Linked DNA regions of Homo sapiens: region 2 is linked to region 1. A link is a loop called in an ENCODE intact Hi-C map of the cell type or tissue named here. Cell type or tissue: dorsolateral prefrontal cortex. All regions are shown on one strand.

Region 1 (8,000 bases):
AGAGATGTATAGAGTTGTGATTTGGAAAGGTGCTTTGCATGCAAAGTTCAGCCTGGTTTTAATGCTAACATCAAGATTCAGGGGCATCTGAAAACTTGATGTGCCTTAATTTTTTCACCTGTAATTTTCCACCTTCCAACTGTAAAATGAAGGCAGTAATATCTACCTTTATGTACCTCTGTTATCTATGTCCATAATGTAGTGGATTGCAACCTGTTTTTAAATTAAAGCAAATGAGATTTCAGTCAGACATAAAGCAGCCCTTTAATCATAAAAATGGTAACGGAAACAGGAAAGATGGAGAAGCGTTGTTTCTGTTCCTTTCGAGGAGATGGTGAATAGCTCTCTGCCCAAAATGGCTTAGTCATTTGTGTACCATCAGGAAAGGGCATAACTTCAGGTTGCTTCTCCTTCACAACAGGAGTTAAGTTGCTGAGGGAAGATTGGCCTTACCTTGGGTGAGTGTGTGTGGAAGTCTTTAGATCTTTGGAACAAAAGCGCTTTATACATTCATGATGAAATTCTTATTTTACTGTTTCCTTTGCTGTGTTATTGTAGATGCCTAATGAAGCTCATTCCACCTTCTCATCCTAGCAGTGGGGGATGTGAATTCTTTTATGTATTGAAGTACCATGACATTTAGTAGGAGAATCATAAATTTCTAAGAAGCAAACTGTTACTGTAGAAACATCATTTAACAAAATCATACTTTGTAAATTCTAAAATACTGGTACCATTGTGTTGATTACTCTTTGCCTGGAAACTGTACTTTTCACATACAGTCCTTTAACTCTCAACACCCCAGCTAAACTATTTGTTAACAGATGAACAGATCATGGAGGATCTGAGAACATTAAATAAGGTACGGTTTGACTTTTTTGATTTATTTGAAAACTCAGGCTTTTGTGGTTTTCTGATTTTGTTTGTTAACATGTTACTTGTTAATCATTATGATACCTTTGACACCTGAAGTTGCACCTGAAATGATTTTCTCTAAGATTTTTTGTTGTTGTTCTTCCTACAGCTTAAGTCACCCAAGAGACCAGGTGAGTGCATGATGTGTTGGCATTTGTGCAACCTTTTTATCATGTTGTTGGAAAAGGGTGTGAATACCTGTCAGGAAATGGTTGCAATTTTCAAAAATGAAATGTTCATCATTTGCCTAAGAGTAGTCATCATGAAAACTGAAGGGGACCTTAACTATACCCCTCCCTGATTTCTTTTTTTTTCATAACCCCTGCTTTGTTGTTTTTATTTTTTTCTTAGGATTTATCATAAAAGAGACATTTGATTGATTGATTGATTTCCTTCTGTGTAGGCATCAGGCATAAGATTTAAGTACACATCCATTTTTGAAAATGAAACCAGAAGGATTTTTAAGTATTACTGGCTTTCTAAAGCCAAGTCCTAGGCAGTTCTGCTCCCGTGGCTTTTCGTGGCCTGACTCTGGTAAGGCATTCCAAGGCTGCTCTGACTCGCAGTTCATAGAAGAGACCAACCAGCTCAGTATTCATAGTTGTTCCTTCCGGAACAGCACTTGAGATCATCAGTGCTAGCTGCCAACTAGAATTCTGAATTGGTGACATCTTTTTTTTGTTTAAAGCACCATGATTACTCGATTACTCGATTACTCACACATCCCTCTACTTACTGAGTCTTGTGGAAGAAAACAAGAGTCTTCTTTTTCTAGGTAATATCTTCCTGGGGGCCACTGCGGTCCACAGACATCCTGACCTTCTGAGGCACGATGGGGAGGGGTGAGGGAGTTGTGTGAGTGTAAAGTTAGTAGTTCTTTAAGTGATTCCTTTTTTTTTTTTTTGGATTATGGAGTCTTGCTCTGTCGCCAGGCTGGAGTGCAGTGGCGTGAACTCGGCTCAGTGCAACCTCCGACTCCCAGGTTCAAGTGATTCTCCTGTCTCAGCTTCCCAAGTAGCTAGGACAACAGGCATGTGCCACCACACCCAGCTAACTTTTGTATTTTTACTAGAGATGGGGTTTCACCATGTTGGCCAGGATGGTCTCATCTGTTGACCTCGTGATTCACCTGCCTCAGCCTCCCAAAATGCTGGAATCACAGGTGTGCGCCACCGCACCCTGCTGAAAACGATTGCATTTTTAAGAGATTTTCATAATACTTGCCCTTTGATCACCAGGGCTTTAGTCCTACTCTAAGTGACCTTATGTATTTGCACATTTGACCTTAATCTTCCTGAAACCCAGGTGTCTCTTCCATTTGAGAGGCTAATCTGCCTTGCCTACTTCCCAGGGTTGCTTTGATGATCAAGTTTAGATGGAATATACAAGAGTTTTGCTGAAATCCCATGCATTATCACTGTAAGGGCTCAGTGATGATTATTACCACATTCTGATAGTGTTTCAATTAAAGCATGTTAACTGGTAGACTCGCATGTGTTTGTTACATTCTTAGTCACGTAAGTATTGGTTTCCTCCAGCATCTCCATCCTCTCCTGAGCACTTGCCTGCAACACCCGCGGAATCTCCAGCCCAGAGGTTCGAAGCTCGGATAGAAGATGGCAAACTGTACTATGACAAAAGATGGTATGTTATGGGAAAACCTGGACTAGTAAGAGTCTCATATGAACCACTTGGAAAGAGGGCTGGGGCTATTGTAGTTATTTCAGATCACGGCTGCTGCTAAACTTACATAGTACTAAAAGTAGAAACCCATTAAAAAATGTATTAGCAGTCATTTAATCAATACTTCCGGTGGATCTTTGAAAGCAGCGTTTCCCAAAACCATGTTCTGCTCCCCTTCCTTCTCCATTCTGGTGTCTCTGTACTAGAATTTGCAGGCTGGTATCTTGTGTGGTACCCCTGCCAACTGGGGCTGGGGTGTATGTCCCCCCTCTGACCCCTCTTACCTCTGCTCCTGTGTGCTAAGGTTAATAGGTGCTCTTCGGATTAAAGGATTTTGTGGTCAAATCAGTTTGGGGGATGATCATGTTAATTAAGATAAGTGGGTTGCTCCCTTGTAGTACCCTTTGGGTCCTGCGATATGCTAATGTACACTGTGAATTTCTAAGATGTTATTAGATGTTTTTTGATGACACATACCCTTTTTTCTTACATGATCCAGCTGCAAAAGTGGTCAAGGACACTTGCTTGGGGGAACTGTATCCTAAAACATTCCTAGTTTGTTTTTTGTTTTTTGAGACGGAGTCTTGCTCTGTCGCCAGGCTGGAGTGCAGTGGCGTAATCTCGGCTCACTGCAACCTCCGCCTTCCAGGTTCAAGCGATTCTCCTGCCTCAGCCTCCCGAGTAGCTGGGATTGCAGGCACCCGCCACCATGCCCAGCTAGTTTTTGTATTTTTAGTAGACACGAGGTTTCGCCATGTTGGCCAGGTTGGTCTCGAACTCCTGACCTCACATGATATTACTGCCTTGGCCTCCCAAAGTGCTGGGATTACAGGCATGAGCCACTGTGTCCTGCATTCCTGGTTTACATTGAAGACTCTTTGAAACGTTCAGACCGCCTAGCATTTTTCATTGGAAAGGTAATGGCAAAACAGTATGAAAGAACCTTAAAAGCTCATACTTTTGTTCATTCAACAAACATTTCTTCTGTTCTGTATTACGCTTTCTGCTAGATATGAAATGGATACTGCCATCATTTCTCAGGTCTTTTCATTCTGATATATTTCTTTTTATTCTTTATCCATATGCAGGCATAGTCTATTCATTCTAAGGCATAGTGGACATACGGTTTGCTTTGCCTTTCTGTTTGGTTATATTGAGAATGTTTTTCTGGGTTACTGTAAGGTGTCTCATTATCATTTATAATGGCTATATAATGACCCTTTGAGTTTCAGTATCTAACCAAAAGTTCCAAAATTGGGGTAATGATTATTTATTTTGAATTCTTAAAAAAACCCAGCATTGTGTTAGGTTGGTTACCCGATAACATTGTACTTGTCAAAAATGCTTAGGGTTCTAGTCATGGCCGAAGTAAATCATTTCCACCTATTAAGTTGCAGTGAGTTAATTGCCCAGTAGATGCTGGAGGCTGGCTTTATCTCTAAGGCTGATCTTGATGACTTCTTCCCCTCTGAGTTGGTGTTCTTTGGCATTCTTCAGAAAGGTCGGTTTGTGTTATATCTTAACATTATGTCTCAGAACACATCGCCACTAGGTGGCAGGCTCTAACAGCTTAACACTGAGAAGGGCAAAATGAGATGAAAAATGTTTCTAATAATGAAAACCAAATAACCTTTAAAGATCAAGCCCACACATAAGAACCATCTTTGAAAATGATGAGATTTATCACTAACATTTTTACAAATCTATGAGTCTTAAAGCCATGTGATATTTCCAGTGATGTTCATTTTGTAATTGTGTTGCTTTGAATCTTCCTCTTTCTAAGCTTAATCCTCAGACTTTACGAGACATGTCTTGAGGGTGAAAATGCAGTAAAATAAAATTCTTGTTTTTTTAAAGAAGAGATCCACAATGTCTGGTGTTTCCTAATGTAAACAAAATGATCAGATTTGATGTGTTAGAACTCCTAAGCATTTTGAAGGAATTTTCACCATCTTTCTTACATTAACAGCAGAAATTTAGAAAATAATGTCACTGGATGCATTTTACTTTTTCAGTGAAATTGAAATTGCTTATTCTCTTGTTAAATATACTTTGAGAATGTTGTTTTTTTTCTCTATTCTGTATACTTTTCATTTTTGGCCTTGGCAGTCAGAGATCATAATGCAGTTGTTGAAGGTGGGTCTCCCTCTTCCCCAATGACAATTGAAAAGTGTTCCTGGGAATACTGGCTGAGGTGTTCACTGGTGCAGTGCCAGCCTCTCCCATCTCACCAGGCTCATGTTTGGCTTTTGTATCAGTTTGGAGGTTTTGTTTTTCTTTCTTTGGCAGACGTGGCCTGTGGCTGAGAGGTCAGCTACATTGCTTTATGCTCTTTCCAGAGGGTATGGAGTATTTTGGTGCAGCCGTATTTTTGGCAGAAGATGTCTTCCTGAGTTTTAAATGACTTCAGCAAAACAAATGGGATTCAGGCATCGCATCTTGGTGTGAATACTTGCCAAGCTCCCTTTCATTTTGAAAGATAAGGATCTTCCCTTTGCCTTGGTCTTATACTGCTTTTAAGGCATTCTATATCATGCTATGTAAATTTGCCTCACATTTTGATTTGGACTAATGATCTCTCAAAAAATACTGTGAAAAAGTAGCTGATATTTGAAAATAACTAATTGATGGTACGGGTGGACTTCTGTTTTTCTCTCCTTGTTTTAAATCTGGGGCTGCCTGTGAGTCAGAAACGAAGCCACCCACTTGCTCAAGAGCATTTTCCCCTTCAGCCTTCGGTCGACACAAAAGACTTAAAACAGTGAATATTTACCAGTAGAATTGGGACTCCTTGAGGTTCTGTAGCTATAACGTGGACTCACTTATTGGGGAAATAAAGTGTTAATACCAGGATTCTCAGTAGGATACAAAATTAAATTAATTTTCCTACCTCCTCGCCCCACTTTTGTGTCCACCTTCTTAAGAAATTGCTTTTCGAAAATAGTACAGTAGTGGTAATTTCTAGTTTTGTTCGGTTTAATAGTAGAGGTTCAAAGCTTTAAGAACTTAATTGTAGAGATTCCCAGGTCAGAATTTCCATTAGTTACAAAGTAATAGAGTCAGTTTGACATTTGGGGCTTAGTCTTTGAGGCTATTTAAATATCTTTTTTCAGCAGCTGAGTTGCAGCTTGTAAAACAGGTTAATTGGCCTAAAAAAAAAACGCACATTTTTACTACCCTGTTGATGTTGCTTCGTAGCACATTTTATATCTAAACATATTTTTAAATTTCTTCCCCCCCCTTTGATTTTTCTTTAGAAATTAAAAAGTAAATTCTTATGTTAAGGTTGTCACATACTTCTTGGTTTCATCTTTAACCGCCCCCGCCCCCCCATATGAACACTTCATTTTTTATTTTTTTGAGACAGGGTCTCACTGTCCCCCAGGCTGGCATGCAGTGGTGTGATCATAGCTCACTGGAGCCTTGATCCCCCTGGCTCAAGCGATCTTCCCACTTTGGCCTCCCGAGTAGCTGGGACTACAGTCCTCCATTACCATGCCTGGCTAATGTTTTTTTGATTTTTAGTAGAGATGAGGTCTTGCTATGTTGCCCAGGCTGTCCTCAAACTCCTGAGCTGAAGTGATCCTCCTGCCTCAGCCTCCCAAAGTGCTGGGATTACAGGTATGAGCCCTGAACACTTTAATATCTAAGGACTTATCTTTTCAGAGAATTCAAATAATTTAATAGATTTGGTATCTAGGGATAATGGTTCCCCCAAGACATCGTGTAGTGCATGAGGATCCCTTGAAGGTCTCAGAGACTGCGGTTCAGGAGGGACCTGGTGATCAGTTGGTTTGGAAGTTGGCTGCTTTGGGAAGCATGTTGGCCACCTCTACTTTGGAGCAAATAGGGACCAATGGTGGACATTCAGGCCACCACCATTCAGTGATTCCAAAGGAGGCGGATCTGGGAGGTGGCCACATTCCCAAGTTCCAGACCACTTCCCAGAGGTAATAGACCAGCTTGCATTGTTTACTCTGGGTGTTCGCTTTTAAGTCAGTTGAATTTCTTGGGTTTGGGTTCTAAGTACCACTGAAGGAAAATACAATGCATCTCATGAGAATTGTTGGAATAGCCTTCCAGAGTCAGCTGTTTTCTTTAAAAGACCTTTGTGAGGATATGATACATGGATACACATGTAACATGTATATGTGTTATTTTTGGTTTTTTTTTTTTTTTTGAGACAGAGTCTCGCTCTGTCGCCCAGGCTGGAGTGCAGTGGCGCAATCTTGGCTCACTGCAGACTCCGCCTCCCAGGTTCAAGCGATTCTCCTACCTCAGCCTCCTGAGTAGCTGGGACTACAGGCACACGCCAATATGCCTGGCTAATTTTTTGTATTTTATTTATTTATTTATATTTTTTGAGACAGAGTCTCGCACTGTCACCCAGGCTGGAGTGCAGTGGCGCCATCTCAGCTCACTGCAACCTCCGCCTCCCGAGTTCAAGCTGTTCTCTCCCTCAGCCTCCCAAGTAGCTGGGACTACAGGCACCCGCCACCACGCCCAGCTAATTTTTGTATTTTTAGTACAGACGGGGTTTCACCATGTTCGCCAGGATGGCCTCTATCTCCTGACCTCGTGATATACCCGCCTCGGCCTCCCAAAGTGCTGGGATTACAGGCGTAAGCCACTACGCCTGGCCAATTTTTTGTATTTTAGTAGAGACGGGGTTTCACCTTGTTGCCCAGGCTGGTCTCGAACCCCTGAGCTCAGGCAATCCACCCACCTTGGCCTCCCAAAGTGCTAGGATTACAAGCATGAGCCACCATACCTGGCCAGTTTTTTTTTTTTTTTTGAGACAGAGTCTCGTTCTTCCAGCCAGGCTGGAGTGCAGTGGCATGATCTCAGCCCACTGCAGTCCCTGCCTCCTGGGTTCAAGCAATTCTTGTGCTTCAGCCTCCCGAGTACCTGGGATTACAAGCGCACACCACCATGCTGGCTAATTTTTGTAATTTTAGTAGAGATGGGGGTTTCACCATGTTGGTCGGGCTGGTCTTGAACTCCTGACCTCAAGTGATCCACCCACCTCGGCCTCCCGCAGTGCTGGGATTACAGGCGTGAGCCACTGCACCCAGCTGTAACATGTGTATGTTTTATCATAAACACAGGAACATAGTTGACATAGTTTTTTTTGGTTTTTTTTTTTTTACCTACCAGTATATGGAGCATGTTTCCACACTCGTAATATTCTACACCACATCCATGACCTTTCTTTATTAAAGTGTTTAGAAAGTTGTATCAGAATGACTTGAGGGTAGTTGCATTTTGTTTTGTGTCTTTATCTCTTTAATAACTTACAGTCCCTTTAGAACAACTGTGAGTATTCTCCCTCTGTATTTTTATTTTAACCATTACTCAAGACATGACTGTTTACATAGGAGAGCTGGCTCAGATGTGAGAGA
Region 2 (8,000 bases), 1.0 Mb after region 1:
GGAAGTAATACATTTTAAAAAGTGATGTACCTTTTGATACATTTTTTTAAACCATTTGAAAATACTACTTGCTTTAAAAAAACTAAAGTAATAAAAAATGAAATGACAGAAAACTCAGTGCTCCATCTTCAGTCCTTCACTGGGCCCTCACCCCTAAGCTGATTTTGCCGAAATGGCTTCTCAACAGCATTACCAGCTTCAGGAATGTTCTCTCCTGCCTCGTGACATCAGGAAAACCTTCATCACCACACCCCAATACACACACACACACAGGCACACACACACATCCCATACTCTGCATTCCAACCATTCCAGCTCCTTCTGGTTCCTTCTGTCTGAAACACCTATAGGGCAGAAAAAGTAAAACCCTTTACCTCACCCATCACAGTTCTTGGATGATATCCCCATAACAAAAGACGTATTAATGAAAGAAAAGCATAACAATTTTTTTTGAGACAGAGTCTCGCTCTGTCACTCGGGCTGCAGTGCGGTGGCGCGATCTCAGCTCACTGCAGCCTCTGCCTCCCCAGCTCAAGCAATTCTCCTGCCTCAGCCTTCTGAGTAGCTGGGACTACAGGCACGCACCACTACACTCAGCTAATTTTTGTATTTTTTTTTAGTAGAGACAGGGTTTTGCCATGTTGGCTAGGCTGGCCTCAAGTGATCCCCACACCTCAGCCTCCCAAAGTGCTGGGATTACTGGCATGAGCCACTGCGCCCGGCCACATTTATTTTTTTAACCGAAGTTTTACATAACATGGGAGCCTTCAGAAATGGAGACCCAAAGACCAAGGGAAAACTGTGTTTTTATGCTAAGTCTGATGAGAAGAGTGGATAGTTGTAGAGAAACGTGATTGGACAAAAAGGGGTGTTATCTAAAGGTAGTAAACCTAAGGGGAGGTGTGCTTAGGAAGGCATGTTTGTTCAGATTCTTTTCTGTGTCTCTGTAAGACATTTTTCCCCCAGGTATGGGACCAGAAACATGTCACATAGAACCATCAGGATGGAAGGGAGGAGGCCAGACAGTAGCCTTTCTAGGTTTTATGGCTTGCTTTGGGAGAGCGAAATTCTAGTTTCTGTGAGCCAGCTTGGGGGTGAAAAGCCTCGTTCATGTTCTGAACCCGGGAGGCGGAGGCTGCAGTGAGCCGAGATCACACCACTGGACTCCAGCCTGGGCAACAGAGCGAGACTCCATCTCAAAAAAAGAAAAAAATTGTTATGCTTTTCTCTCATTAATATGTCTTTTGTTATGGTGATGTCATCCAAGACCCTTGTGATGGGTGAGGTAAAAGGTTTTACTTTTTCTGCCCTATAGGTGTTTCAGACAGAAGGAACCAGACAGAGCTGGTTCTCACCTTGGGGGTGAGAAATTCCAGTTTCTATGACCTTCTCGGGAGAGAAAGAGGAGAGGTGGAAAGAAAGTCAGAGAGACCTTGTTTCTGAGCCTGTTCCCATCTCTTTCCATCCAAAATACTTAGCATGCCAAGGCACCATGTTTTGGGGTATCATGTTCTGAGCCCCGATACACCCTTTCCCCCAAGTTTTGTGTTCAGCACAGTCTGAATCGCTGCCAACAACCCTTCCAGCCCCCACACGGTTTGATGCCTGCACTTTCCTACATTGTAGTTAAGTGTCTCCTACTAGACCACCAGATCCCTGAGGAAAGGATGGCCCCTTGTTCAGCACCACATCCTCAGATATTTTCTAACTCCTAATAGATATTTAAGAAATATGTGAGCTGCTCTTGCCCCTCACTGAGCCTCAAAAGGTAATCCATGTAAATTTCCATCGAATGGCATCCAGGGGACAGCATTGTAGAATTCATATCCCAGCATCTCTGGTGTCACACTAAAGCTCAGCCCAAGAGTCAAGCTTCATCCAGCCCCAAGCAGCTCTCCTGAATCTTGGCTCTTTTCTCTTTCACCAGTGGCTTAAGCTCAGCTCTGCTTCTGCTCTTCACATTAAAAAAAAAAAATGAGGTTAAAAGTTATTAGCCAATGGGAGGCTGTGTTTCTTTGGACCTTCAGGGGGTTCACTTGATTGTTGCAGAGATGTCAACTTTATCTTCTTCCAGGGAGAGAGAAAACGGATGGAAGCCACTTGGGGGCTTAACCACCAACACACATCCTTCTTATCAGGACATTGGCAATATGAAAGGATACTTTCTTAGGTCACTCTTTGTTTCATTTATCCAGGATGAATTGCCAAATAAATTTTTTCATTTCCAAGAAAGGAAGTAAACTGTGGTGTAATATGCAATAAACAGAGCCCTGCAGCCAACAGGATACGTTTAAACTTCTGGTTCTAGCCCTCACTCACTCGCTGGGTGACCTCTGGCAAGTTATTTAACTTCTCTGGGTCTCGGTTCTCTTAATCAGAAAATAGAGATAATCATGCTATCAACTTTTGGAGTGGCTGTGAATATTTAATGAGAAAAGACAGGTAAAGCCCCCCACCCCCCCCCACCCCCCCATGCAGGAATGGTAATGGGGCACATTGATGCTGCTGTTCCTTACTGGGTCTGTGGCAGACATTGCTAATCAATCACAGATACTTCTTCTGATAAGACTGGACTGGAGGACACTCCAGACAGAATGACTACTCGTGGGTAGATTGAAGCTAGCGCTCAGATTGGAGCCCATTTGCCATCTCAAGCCTCCCGCATTTCCAGACACGCCATTTGCAAGGTTCACGATACAGAATAGAGTGGTTGTCACATCCCGGGGCTCCTGTTTCCTGAAGCTCCTCCAGGACTTTGAACAGCAGCCGCTAGCCCATCGTACAGATTCCCATTAGCTCCCAGGGTCTGACAGCTGGACTGCTGGCCCCTCATACCTAGTCTTTCAAAAGAGCTTATGAGATTAATGCATTTGATTAATTTTTTTAACTGGGTGGATAACACATTGGCTGTTGGCATGCCAGCTCAGTCTCAGGGCTGCTGGGGGCTCATTGATGCTGGCAGCCAATTTCCATTTCAATCAAGTGAGAGAAGAGGGAGGCAGAGAAAGAGATTAAAAGAAACCAGGACTTGATTGAAAGCTATGGCATCTAGCGCCACCTACTGTTATATCGCTGCATCGCTACTTTTGCTGACCATCGGGTCACTGACAGTCTTGCTCGGCCCTTAAGGCATCGCGGGGGGAACATTTTCGTGATCTCACACAAGTTATATTTTTCATTCATAGCTCATAATTGATTCAATGTGTATAAACTACAGGTACTCCTGGTATAGTGAGAGTAATAGTGACATTTCCTTGGCTTGTTTTGGTTCACAAAGCCCTGTGTACCAAGTGGGCCTCTCAGCATCCTCATGGCCCCTGCATGAAGATTAGGCAGTGCCAGGTGGGAGCCCGGAGGTACACAAGAGATGACTTTCTTCGGGTCACGCAGGTGTGGTGCATGGAGAGGGGATTCCGACTCCACATTCTTTTCTCCTGAATCCGTCCCTTGTCCACCTCTGCTCCCCCAGCCCACCTTGGGGCCTGGCTCCTCAAGCCCCTCAGAGAGCAGTCCCCACTCCATATGTGCCAGTGCGTAATGGGGATTTTACTGAAGGGTTCACAGAAGAGAGGGAGAAGGTTACATTGCACCTCACACAGGAAAAAACAATAATACAGTCCTTTAGCTGCTTGTGGGTTCTTTTCTGGATGTCAGTTCCCCCTCCCTCACCTCTTCTCCCAGGCCCCCTCCTAACCCTGCACTGTCTATCACTCTGGTTTGCTTTTTTTTAGATGGTATCTCACTCTGTCACCCAGGCTGGAGTGCAGTGGTGCGATCTTGGCTAACCACAACCCCTGCCTCCTGGGTTCAAGCGATTCTTCTCCCTCAGCCTCCCAAGTAGCTGGGATTACAGGCACGCACCACCACACCCAGCTACTTCTTTTCTTTGTAGAAGAGAGGGGATTTCACCGTGTTGGCCAAGCCGGTCTCTAACTCCTGACCTCAAGAGATCTGCCTGCCGCAACCTCCCAAAGTGCTGGGATTACAGGTGTGAGCCACCACGCCCGGCCACTCTTGTCTTTATTAGCTGGAGCCATCCTCACTGTGTGTCTCCCTCAACCCTCTTCATACTCACCTTCCTTCTCAGCAAACCCTTCTTTAAAAACAGGAAGGATTTAAGAAAGAAAATAGTGGAATAATGTCTTTCCTTCCAGTTCAAAGGATGGGAAGACTGAATTTTCAGGGAGGCTTAATGGCTGAGGACTCAAGTTTTTTGTCTTGTTTTGGTTTTTGTTTTTATTTCATTTTGTTTTGTTTTTAGAGACAGAGTTTTACTCTGTTGCCCAGGCTGGAGTGCAATGGTGCAATCATAGCTCACCACAACCTCAAACTCTCGAGCTTAAGTGATCCTCCTGCCTCAGCCTCCTGAGTAGCAAGGGCTACAGGTGCATGCCACCATGTCCAGCTAATTGTTTTGTTTTTTGTAGAGAGAGAGGTCTCACTATGTTGCCCAGGCTGGTCTCAAACGCCTGGCCTCAACTGATCCATCTTGCCCTCCCAAAGTTCTGGGATTACAGGCATGAGCCACCACACCTGGCCTGAAACCTAGTTTTAAATGCAGGAAGACCAGGGTTCTCATCCTGGTTCTGACCACTGACCAATTGTGTAACCTTGAACAACTTCATCTATTCTTCCATTTCTCCTTCTGTAAAAGGGACAGTTATTTTTTAATAACCATCTCATTGGTTTGTTGGAAGAAGTAAATGAGATTGATAATGCAAAATGCTTAGCACAGTGCTGATGTGTAGCAATTCTTCAATAATTTGTCAGTTTCGGTGACTTAGCCTCACCTTTTTTTCCACTCACTGATTAAAGGGAGATTCCATTCACTTAGACTAAAATGCAAATAGTGTATCTCTCCAGAGTTGTGCAGCGTCCAACCTGTGCATCCTTATATGACAGCCTGCCAGGCTTACAGAGACCAAGGAATGCATCACAGCAAAGAGTTAAAGGATAAACCACAGCTAACAAATTGAAAGTGAACTGATAGCACAAAAGCATCCTAGGAAAAAAGGGCAGCAGGTGCAAAGACCCTGTGATCAGAATGAGCAAGACACTTAAGGGAGGCTCACTGGCTAGACCATAGAGATCAGGACAGTGGAGCAATGCAAGATCACACTGAAGGCAGGAGCTAGATCACAGAGCTGTGTAGTTCCCATCAAGGATTTTGGACTTTAGTCTAAAAACAATAAGGAAAATTTTAGGCAATGGAGTCATGGGATTGGGTGTGCATTTTGGAAGGGTCAGCTATGTGGACAATGGACAAGGAAAACAAGAATGGAGGAGAGAGGTCATCGGAGGCTGTGTCTGTTGTCCAGGTGGCTTGCAGCAGCGTGGGAATGACACTGGTGGGAAGACAATGGAGGGAAAAGACTGGAGAGCTCTCTAGGAAGCAAAGTCAACAACTTGGTAAATTAGCTCAGGGCTTAGTAAACTTTTTCTGGAAAGGGCCAGATGGTAACATTCTAGGCTGTGCAGCCTCTGAAATAACTACTAAACTTCGCTGTTATAACAGGAAAACATCCACAGACAGTAATAAGCACATGGGTGTGACTGTGCCCAATAAAACTGTAATATACAAAAGCCAGCTGCAGGCTGTAGTTTGCTGATCCCTGGATTAGATAAGGGGAGGGGAGGGTATCAAGGATTGGAGGGTACTGAGCTCTCCCACTTCCTGTCTCTGTGACCTTGAATAATTGACTTAACCTCTCAGATACTGGGTTTCCTTTCCAGGAAAACAGGAATAAGGATTCCTTATAGGGTTGGCATGAGGATTAAATAAGGCAGTGTTGGCGAGGCGTAGTGGTTCACGCCTGTAATCCCAGCATTCTAGGAGGCCAAGGCAGGCGGATCACCTGAGGTCAGGAGTTCGAGACCAGCCTGACCAACATGGAGAAACCCATCTCTACTAAAAATACAAATTAGCCGGGCGAGGTGTTGCATGCCTGTAATCCCAGCTACTCAGGAGGCTGAGGCAGGAGAATTGCTTGAACCCAGGAGGCAGAGGTTACAGTGAGCCGAGATCACACCATTGCACTCCAGCCTGGGAAACAAGAGCAAGACTCTGTCTCAAATAATAATGATAATAATAATAAGGCAGTGTCTGCTGTGGGACAAACAGGGAGGTCTCATTCATGAACACACTCCAGTGAGGAATATCCAGCTACATTCAAAATGGCCATCAAGGGTAGAAAATGAAGTTCTTTATTACTGAGGCCCTTACACAAAGAACAAATAGAACTTACACAGAAAAATTGGAATCTTTAGGAAGGGGAAAAAAATCCCTGCTGATTACAGCTTTCCTCACACAGCTCAATAGATTTTTTTTTACTTCAAAACAACTCTATAGGTGGGAAGAGGGCTCCAGCCTGAAGCAGGACTGAAGAACAGATAAATTGCATGGCATTAAATAGAATGCTTATTTTGCTGGTTATCTTTTTCTTTCAGGTGCCCTGAGTTTTTTCAAAAATTTCCCCACAAATCAAGGGTTGGGCCAGGATTTAGAATGGAGTCTTTATAAAGAGATTCCCGGCCGGTCGACGTGGCTCATGCCTGTAATCCCAGCACTTTGGGAGGCTGAGATGGGCAGATCACCTGAGGCCAGGAGTTTGAGACCAGCCTGACCAACATGGTGAAACCCCATCTATACAAAAAAATACAAAATTATTCGGGCATGGTGGCACATGCCTGTAATCCTAGCTACTTGGGAGGCTGAGGCAGGAGAATTGCTTAAACCTGGAGGCAGAAGTTGCAGTGAGCCAAGATCGCGCCATTGCACTCCAGCCTGGGCAACAAGAGCGAAACTCTGTCTAAAAAAAAGAAAAAAAGAACATTCCCACCCCTCCCCTCATCAAAGTTTAACTCAGTAGTGTTCTCAATTGAGGGTGATTCTGCTTCCCAGAGGACACTTGGCAATGTCTGGAGACATTTTTATTGTTGTAACTTGCAGGAGAGATGCTACATTGTATGATGTACAAGAAAATCCCCCACAACAAATAGCGATTTGGTCCCAAACTTCAGTCATCCTGAGGAAGAGAGATCTTGTTAACCAGCCTGGGATGTTGCCTGGAGGAGGAAATGGTTTATCTTTACTTTTTGGAATACATCAGCAAGATTTTTCTTTCTACCCCCCTTTTTCCTTTTTCTCTTACTTTATCTCTTTTATTGGCTTTTGGCTGACAGGCAGGCATACAATCCTCCTTCCCAGAGCACCCAATTTCCTTTTATGGAGTTACTTCTGCTCTATTAGATACAATCAGGCTCTGTCCCCCTAGTTATTTAACTAGTACCTGGTCCTGAGCAGGTGCATAGTGGCCCCAGAGAGCCCAGTAAAGGAAGTGGTTAAGGTGTGACCTTAATTAAGTCCTCAAGAAGAGGTACTGACATAGCCAGGGCCTCAACACTTAGCCAAAACAAACAAATCAACCAAAAAACTATGACAGGTGGTGACTTGTAGGTTCTGCTGGGCCACAATTTCTCCAGCCTCAGGGGCATGGGTCCTACCTTTGTTTCCCAACTTCATCCAAGCTCCCACCCTGAATGTCAGCAAGAAGCCCAGACCCTTCCTTTATTCCCAAAGCACGGCTTCCATAAGGCAGTCCTGCTTCACTGACATTTACGGAAGACCCAAGCAAATTAACTGCAGCAAAGGAAAACCTGAAACTGGGGTTTCAGTCACTTCATATTTTTTCCCTAACTTGTAAAAGATTGTAGAAGATTCCAAACCTACAGAAAGTTTGCAAAAATAGTACAACAGGCAGTCAAATACCCTTAACTTAAATTCACAATGTTATCTTTTTGTCATGTTTTTAACATGTTTCCATATTTTTCATATGTATGTATGTATGCATACATGTGTGTATATATGTATGTATGTACTATATATATAATATGTGTGTATATTTACAATTTTTTAAGCTGAGCCTCTTGAAAGTCAGTTACAGACACTTCACACCTAAACACTTCAGCATGTATTACCGAAGGACATTCTCCTTCATAGT

What was found. Hi-C counts contacts between places; a loop is a spot of excess contacts. Peaks named below come from ENCODE experiments on the same cell type or tissue, not always from the same donor. Only the 100,000 strongest peaks of a DNase experiment are listed, where the experiment ranks them.
Region 2: a loop joins it to region 1, with 8 times the contacts of the local background. A loop is called at or near these places in 25 of 110 quality-filtered maps.

What each region holds. Positions count from the first base shown.
Region 1 is chr12:118,400,959-118,408,958 of GRCh38, forward strand. SUDS3 (SIN3A corepressor complex component SDS3) reads left to right here. Exons shown (of 12, transcript NM_022491.3): 8 at 801-862; 9 at 1,025-1,046; 10 at 2,454-2,559. Among named protein-coding and RNA genes, the nearest start is that of SUDS3, 28 kb to the left of the region's middle. RefSeq lists an enhancer at 4,040-4,089. In dorsolateral prefrontal cortex, CTCF peaks have their summits at 4,160 (motif pointing right) and 4,364; a DNase peak (open chromatin) is centred at 4,133; H3K27ac peaks cover 3,173 bases.
Region 2 is chr12:119,410,309-119,418,308 of GRCh38, forward strand. All of the region lies in intron 1 of CCDC60 (coiled-coil domain containing 60), which reads left to right. The region is part of intron 2 of PRKAB1-AS1 (PRKAB1, TMEM233 and CCDC60 antisense RNA 1); the gene reads right to left. Among named protein-coding and RNA genes, the nearest start is that of CCDC60, 80 kb to the left of the region's middle. In dorsolateral prefrontal cortex, CTCF peaks have their summits at 3,054 (motif pointing left) and 3,262; a DNase peak (open chromatin) is centred at 3,073; H3K4me3 peaks cover 497 bases.